3 separate regions of the Homo sapiens genome follow, and regions 2 and 3 are each linked to region 1. Evidence: read pairs that join two places in POLR2A ChIA-PET (ENCODE). Cell type or tissue: OCI-LY7. All regions are shown on one strand. Region 1 overlaps RABGAP1L (RAB GTPase activating protein 1 like). Region 2 overlaps RABGAP1L (RAB GTPase activating protein 1 like). Region 3 has its middle 1.6 kb from the start of GAS5-AS1.

Region 1 (2,500 bases):
AGAGATGGAGAAGCGTAAAATGTTAGAAAACAAGTTCAAAATATAATCCAAATGGACTGCTCCTGGAAGGGAAGTGCTGGGTACAACCAGAATAAATTTTTTGGACATGAATAGGTAAATATGAATATTTTTAAAGCTTTTAATAAGATTTCAATAATTTAAAATTTTTAATAATTTAATAATTTGTAAAGTTTTAATAGTTTTTTGTGGGGTTTTCTTTGCATTATCTAAGGAGAATGCCTTTTTCTTGGATATTTAAGACGGTATCCACGGGACACCATTTCATTTATAACATATAATTGTAGAGTGAATGATTGTGAGGCAGATGTGAGGTGAAACTGAAAGAAGGAAGACATAAGTCATCCAGTATTGGGCTGGGATTGTGCTGGGACTAGAATGTAGGTCTCCAATCCAAAGGTCTAAAATTGTTTTTAAACCAAGACCTATATTTTGGTTGCTTTTATGTCAAGACCATGACTATATGTACGTACTTACATACACATAACTGAAGAGATACTTACCCTTACACTGAGGCACTCTGATGTTTTTTGTTCTATTGTATTGTATTTCCTTTTTTTTTTTTGAAATGGAGTCTCATTCTGTTGCCCAGGCTGGAGTGCAGTGGCACAATCTCTGCTCACTGCAACCTCCCAGGTTCAAGCAATTCTCCTGCCTCAGCCTCCTGAGTAGCTGGGACTACAGTCATGTGCCACCACGCCTGGCTATTTTTGTATTTTTAGTAGAGACAGGGTTTCACCATGTTGGCCAGGCTGGTCTCGAACTCCTGACCCCAAGTAATCCGTCCGTCTCAGCTTCCCAAAGTGCTGGGATTACAGGTGTGAGCCACCATTGCCCAACCTATTGTATTGTATTGTATTGTATTTTAAACTTCTCCCCGGATCCCAAGAAAATCCCCAAACCAAAAGGCTGACCACAACCCACTAAATCGATTTTACAATAGCTTGTAGTTTTGAAAAAACACTAAGACCTATCCCACTGTTCCTACCACCTCCCCGTTCCCCACTCTGATCTGCCACAACCCATGAGAGGCTGTAGATGACGAGGTGTTACAATGAATAATGGAAGTGCATGTGTAGGTAAGGATGTGAGTCATCATGCCATCATTACAGCAGCTTGTGCTGGCAGTTGGAAATTTTAGGAGATGATGGACTTATAGACTGAGACTTATGTGTTAGACAAAGCATTCATGGACAAAGGTGACTGCAGGCATGGAATAGGCAAGAAAGTTTAACTCCTTATCCATAGCCTATTTAAGATTAAAGATAGAATTTCTGCCAAAAGTAATCAAGTTTTAAACATTTTTAAATTATTTTCAAAGTTGGTGTTGTATATAGTTGTGTCTTTTTTGAATGGACATGTTCCCATTTAATTACCCCCCAAAATAATCACTTTCCTTTAATTTTAAGGAACTGTAACCAGTGATTTCAGTGAAACTGAAACTGGCTTTAAAATAGATGCAGCAGTTGCAAGCAAAAAATAACTTGTTAGCTCTGTATGTGGTTTATTTCTGTGAGTGTACCAACAAGATTTGTTAATAAAGCACATTAGATTGGATAAATAATTTTATTTTTCCAAAACTTGTATGACATTAAATATCAGGAACATTTTCAATAGCTTCTAAACTGGTAATTTAACTAATGTGACTCCAAGTTATTCTAATACCCTTCTGTTCCTATGGTTTCAACTAGGCCAAAATCAGAAAACATATTGACCCATCAGGCTTTACTTTGAACAGTCATTTGGTTACTTTTAATATTGAAATCAAGACCTAAATAAAAGATGTTTAAAGTGCCTAATATGAATATCCTGTATTTTCCCAGGGAGTCAGTTTTTATTAAATATCATACTTTGATTTTTGCCTTATAGTTAAAAATGCTGCCATTGCAGAGCTTCTTAAACTTGGATTTTGGCTTCAGAGACTCTGAATTACCAGAAATTTGAATTTCTTTGTATGAACATATGAGCATTTTGTTTTTCTTAGTAACATAATACATAGCTTTTTTTTTTTTTTTTTTTTTTGAGATAGAGTTTTGCTCTTGTTGCCCAGGCTGGAGTGCAATGGTGCCATCTCAGCTCACTGCAACCTCCGCCTCCCGGATTCAAGCAATTCTCCTGCTTCAGCCTCCCGAGTAGCTGGGATTATAGGCATGCACCACCACGCCCAGATAATGTTCTATTTTTAGTAGAGATGGGGTTTCTCCATCAGGCTAGTCTCATACTCCCGACCTCAGGTTATCCACCCCCCTTGGCCACCCAAAGTGTTAGGATTACAGGCGTGAGCCACCACACCAGGCCTCGTAATATATAGCTTTATTAAGTGCATATACACATAATCTTTATAATTCTTGATCTGATTACCTGTTTTTCTACATATTTTTATTCAATACCATTTATATTGTATCAGGTTGAATTGATGAAATTACCATTCCTGTTGGTCAGAAACTGTCAGGTATTTGATTGGTTTATGATTTATGATTCA
Region 2 (2,500 bases), 170 kb after region 1:
GCTACCATGGTACAGAATGTGGTAGGCACTCTTTTTCCTACATGGCTATGTGGCCTTCCCCTCTGCAGGCCAATGCTAGCAGGAAGCTTTCTATTGTGAACCTTAAAATGCTTTTAACAAAGGGCTCATCTTCTTGAGGATGTTTCTGGCCCCATCACCATAGTGGTCTCAGAAAGCCCTCTTTCCTGGTATCTACTGGTATCTTCCTGTCCTTCCTGTTGGCTGGACATGGCAAGGACTCCTCTCATTGCTGAGACCCTGAGTTATCTGTTCAAATTCCAGGTTTCTAGAATTAATTAAAGTACCATATGCCATCTTTTGATCTAAAGATTTCCCTGGGGTCTTCTACTTCACATAGGACTCTGAAGTCTGATACTTACTTTTTAAAAAAATGTGTTTTTTTGCTTATAAATTAAATTTGTGTTCTTGTGGAAAATTAGAATAGTGCAGAGAAGCACAAAGAAAACAAATCTCCCTCAGTCTTTCTAGCTAATCATTGTAATATATTGAATATGCATTGTTGCTATACAAATGCTTTATAAATAAATTTAAAATATATATAAACAGGATGAATTGTATTGTTTATCCTTTTTTTTTGTAACTAGCTTTAGTTCACTAATACATTATGAACATCTTTCCATAAGGAATCCGCATATTCACGGACGATTGATAAATAAAACTTTAGAGCTATTTTACTCTTCTATGATAATCAACATATGTTTATTTAATGCCTGCTCTCTGTGAGGCTTAATACTTTGACAGACAAAAAGATGAATGAATTCAAGTTTTCTTCTCTAGAAGCTTATCATATAATGTGGAGGTAATACCTACGTAGAAATAAGAGGAAAGGAAACTTATTACATGTGGGAAATGAAACCTTTTGAGCTGTGCTTCAAAGGCGATGTAAGACTTGGATCTGTAGAGATAAAGAAGATAAAGAAGAGGATGGAAATGGTAGAAAAGAGAGAACAGGATGTGCAAAGGCATGGAAGTAGATTAGTGAAGAGAAAAATAATTCATTTGGTAAGAGATTCCGGTACAAAAGAGAAGCAAAGGGACGTTAGGGTCCAGATCAAGGAAAGTCTTCAGGGCTAGGCTTGGGACCTTGGATTTTATTTTGTTTGTGGTAGGATCTTTTTGAGCAGGAAAGTGGCATAATCAAAGACATATTATTGGCACTAATCTGTCCCAGTAAGAAATGTGGAACCAAGGAGACAGACCGCGAATACCAGAGTCCAACTGTAAGAAGAACCAGGTCCCTGAACTAAATAACTAACGAAAATAGAGAAAAGGGAGACACAAAAGACAGTTTTTTTTGTTTTTTTTTTTTGCTAGACGAGAAAACCTTGAAGGTGATCTGAGATGCCGAATGTGGGCATCTAGGAGAAGAGGTGGTAGACATTAACCAATACAAGGAACATTAAAGACTATGTGCTGTGGAATTTCCCATTGCTACAAATGCATGTTTTTCATTGCCAGATTATGCCATGGGTGGCCACCAAATGCAGCACTCTTCAAATAGTAATCCTGGGGACTATTCTTGAATATTATCTGGCAAGCCCTTGAAATAATGCAAAAGGCAACAGACCCATCTGTTTGAAGATAAGGATATAAGACACAATCTAAATGCATTCTATAGTTGGAATTGGCTATTACTGGCTCTATGCATAATGTTTTGGCTTATTTAAAAGGGTTTAAGGTTTGCAGAATCTACCATGGTGATCTCTTCTTTTTAACATCAGTCAATACCGTCCTACTAATGGTTCCTCAGGCTTGGATCTGGAGAAATTGGAATGAAACTCAACAAACTAAACTCAGCAAGCAAGCCCTCATCACCAGAGCTATTTTTGAGTAGACTGGGTGGGATTTTTTAAATGTCTGTTTTGATAATAGAGGTAGACCATATATGTTTTTATCCAAAATTATACTTTAAAATTTCACATCCCCTGTTTTTCCATCTTTTTTTTTTTTTTTTTTTTTTTTTTTTTTTGTGAGGCAAGGTCTTGCTCTGTCACCCAGGCTGGAATGCAGTGGTCTGAACACAGCTCACTGCAGCCTTGACCTCCTGGGCTCAAGCGATCCTCCCACCTTTCATCCACTTTTCTAAAATAAAAGATTCTTATTTCAGACAATGGATTTGAACATCCAATACTTATTTATCTAGATTTTTTCCTTTGAAAGCACCTATTTCTACCATTTCTAATACTTGTTAGCACCTTATTTCAGAATCAATAAGAAGAATATATTTTATTTAATGTACACTTACTATTGGCCAAGTGCTATGCTAACCCCTTTGCATACTTTTTTTTCCACTTGATTGCTATAGCACAGCACTTTTCAATCATGAGGAAACTGAGTCTTAGAAAGATTAATGACTTTGCCCAAGCTCACAAAGCTATAAAGAAATGGAGCTGGCCTGCCTTAAACTCACATTTAACTCCAGCAGCTAAGTTTTTAATTTCTATGCTATGTTGCCAAACCTACTTAATAAGAGTTTTAG
Region 3 (2,500 bases), 950 kb before region 1:
ATCATTTGGAAAATATTGGTTCACTGAGTTATGCAAATCTTCCAAATGTTGACACATTTTGATATACAATATCTAAAACAAAATACCATTAATTAATATTACCACCAATCCCATTACAAAAGTCTAAGTCTGAGGAAGCTATAAGGGCACAGAAGTGTATACAAGCCTTCCAAAATTTTAGGTTTCATTTGGAAGCTTGAGTTTTATCATTGGCAACAAATGCCATCAGTTTTTTCCAAGCTGACTTGTTCTTTTTTGAGCAAATCTCTGCCAAAATTACCCCTAAAATATGAATAATCAATTTGTCAGGTTTTTTCAAACTAAAAATGTTCTGTGAAAACAAGCAGCTAGTTCAGCTTGTATCTCAAACAATTGTAACTACTTTTTCTAGGGAAAAAAAAATCTAGACATCCATACTTTATGGCAGATGTGCTTCATGCATACTTCCCATTTTGTCACACAGAATATCAAAATAACGTGTACTCAAGGTCAAGATTTACTAACAACTAAAATTCCAAAACTGCTAAACAACAGAATGCTGAATAAGGTGATCCAATTTTTAATATTTTATTTGAGACAACATCTCACCCTGTCACCCAGGCTGGAATCCAGTGGTGTGACACAGCTCACTGCATCCTCAACCTCCTGGGCTCAAGCGATCGTCCCACCTCAGTCTCATGAGTGGTTGGGACTACAGGCATGCACCATCATGCCCGGCTCACTTTTTTTTTCTTTTTTTTTTTAATTGTAGACACAGGGTCTCACTATGTTGCCCAGGCCGGTCTTGAACTCCTGGACTCAAGCAATCCCCCCACCTTGGTTTCCCAAAGTGTTGGGATTACAGGCATGAGCTACTACATACAACTGAAATCTTTTAATATGCTTGTCAAAAAGTTTTCTGATTCAGCAAATGGCACTTATATATAAAAGAGAGAACAAGAAGCTGGATGCGGTGGCTCACGCCTGTAATCCCAGCACTTTGGGAGGCTAGGTGGGCAGATCACGAGGTCAGGAGTTCGAGACCAGCCTGGCCAACGTGGTGAAACCCCCTCTCTACTAAAAATACAAAAATAGCCAGGCATGGTGGCCCACGCCTGTAATCCCAGCTACTTGGAAGGCTGAGGCAGGAGAATCGCTTGAACCTGGGAGGTGGAGGTTGCAGTGAGCCAAGATTGCGCCGCTACATTCCAGCCTGGGCAACACGAGCGAAACTCCGTCTCAAAAAAAAAAAAAAAAAGAATAGAACTTGGCTGGATGCAGTGGCTCACACCTGTAATCCCAGCACTTTGGGAGGGCAGGGCAGTTGGATCACTTGAGGCCAGGAGTTCAAGACTAGCCTGGCTGACATGGTGAAACTCCATCTCTACTAAAAATACAGAAAAAAAAATTAGCTGGGAGTGGTGGCACACACCTGTCATCCCAGCTACTCAGGTAGTTGAGGCACAACAATCACTTGAGCCTAGGAGGCCCAGGCTGGAGTGAGGTGGCACGATCTTGGTTCACTGCAACCTCCACCTCCAGGGTTCAGAGTAGCTGGGACTACAGGCCCACACTACCACACCCGGCTAATTTTCGCTTTTTTTCAGTAGAGACCGGGTTTTGCCATGTTGGCCAGGCTGGTCTCGAAGCCTGAGCCATAACCTGGCGAAAAGATACTTTGAAATGTAACATCGTTTTTCACTTCAAAATCAAGGTATTTTACCAACTTGTCTTTGGTACCTCCCCAAAAACTGATCTACTACATTTGCAGTTTCATTCATTTTTCCAACATTAAGGAATAAACTTGAAGCGCTTACATTCTTGTGGGGGAAGTAAGAACAAAACACATAATAGGTCATGGTGGTCACATGAAAAGTAAAGGGTAACCGATTGGGGTAGGTGGTGGTAGTTTTGTGTGTGTGTTTTTTTTTGAGACCAAGTCTCGCCGTTGCCCAGGCTGGAGTGCGGTGGCATGATCTCAGTTCACTGCAACCTCCACTTCCTAGGTTCAAGCAATTCTCCTGCCTCAGCCTCCTGAGTAGCTGGGATTACAGGTGCACGCCACACCTGGCTAACTTTTGTATTTTTAGTAGAGATGGGGGTTTCACTATGTTGGTCAGGCTGGTCTCAAACTCCTGACCGTGTGATCCACCCGCCTCGGCCTCCCAAAGTGGTGGGATTACAGGCATGAACCACCACGCCCAGCCTTCTTTTTTCCTTTGAGAAAGTCTCACCCTGGCACCCAGGCTGGAGTGCAGTGGCAGGATCACGGGTCACTGCAACCTCAGCCTCCCAGGTTCAGTTCCCCTGCCTCAGCCTCCCGAATAGCTGGGACTACAATAGCCCACCACTACACCCGGCTAGATTTTTGTATTTTTAGTAGAGATGGGGTTTCACCATATTGGCCAGGTTGGTCTTGAAATCCTGACCTCAGGTAATCTGCCCACCTCAGCACCCAGCCAGGTGGTGGTAGTTGTTTTACAGCCTGTGTGAGACATTCGGGTGAGCCCCAGGAAATGAA

The links. Peaks named below come from ENCODE experiments on the same cell type or tissue, not always from the same donor. Only the 100,000 strongest peaks of a DNase experiment are listed, where the experiment ranks them.
Region 2: POLR2A ChIA-PET joins it to region 1 with 5 read pairs; 21 of 35 experiments call an interaction of 5 or more read pairs at or near these places.
Region 3: POLR2A ChIA-PET joins it to region 1 with 6 read pairs; 1 of 35 experiments calls an interaction of 5 or more read pairs at or near these places.

Annotation. Positions count from the first base shown.
Region 1 is chr1:174,814,130-174,816,629 of GRCh38, forward strand. The region is part of intron 19 of RABGAP1L (RAB GTPase activating protein 1 like); the gene reads left to right. Among named protein-coding and RNA genes, the nearest start is that of RABGAP1L-AS1, 140 kb to the right of the region's middle. In OCI-LY7, no CTCF peak of the experiment used is centred here; DNase peaks (open chromatin) are centred at 1,202 and 1,462; H3K4me3 peaks cover 1,040 bases; H3K27ac peaks cover 2,236 bases.
Region 2 is chr1:174,979,592-174,982,091 of GRCh38, forward strand. All of the region lies in intron 23 of RABGAP1L (RAB GTPase activating protein 1 like), which reads left to right. Among named protein-coding and RNA genes, the nearest start is that of CACYBP, 19 kb to the right of the region's middle. In OCI-LY7, no CTCF peak of the experiment used is centred here; no DNase peak of the experiment used is centred here.
Region 3 is chr1:173,860,365-173,862,864 of GRCh38, forward strand. No RefSeq gene overlaps it. Among named protein-coding and RNA genes, the nearest start is that of GAS5-AS1, 1.6 kb to the right of the region's middle. RefSeq lists enhancers at 550-1,266, 1,267-1,983 and silencers at 1,037-1,187, 2,235-2,364. In OCI-LY7, no CTCF peak of the experiment used is centred here; DNase peaks (open chromatin) are centred at 687, 1,527, 1,857 and 2,477; H3K27ac peaks cover 1,862 bases.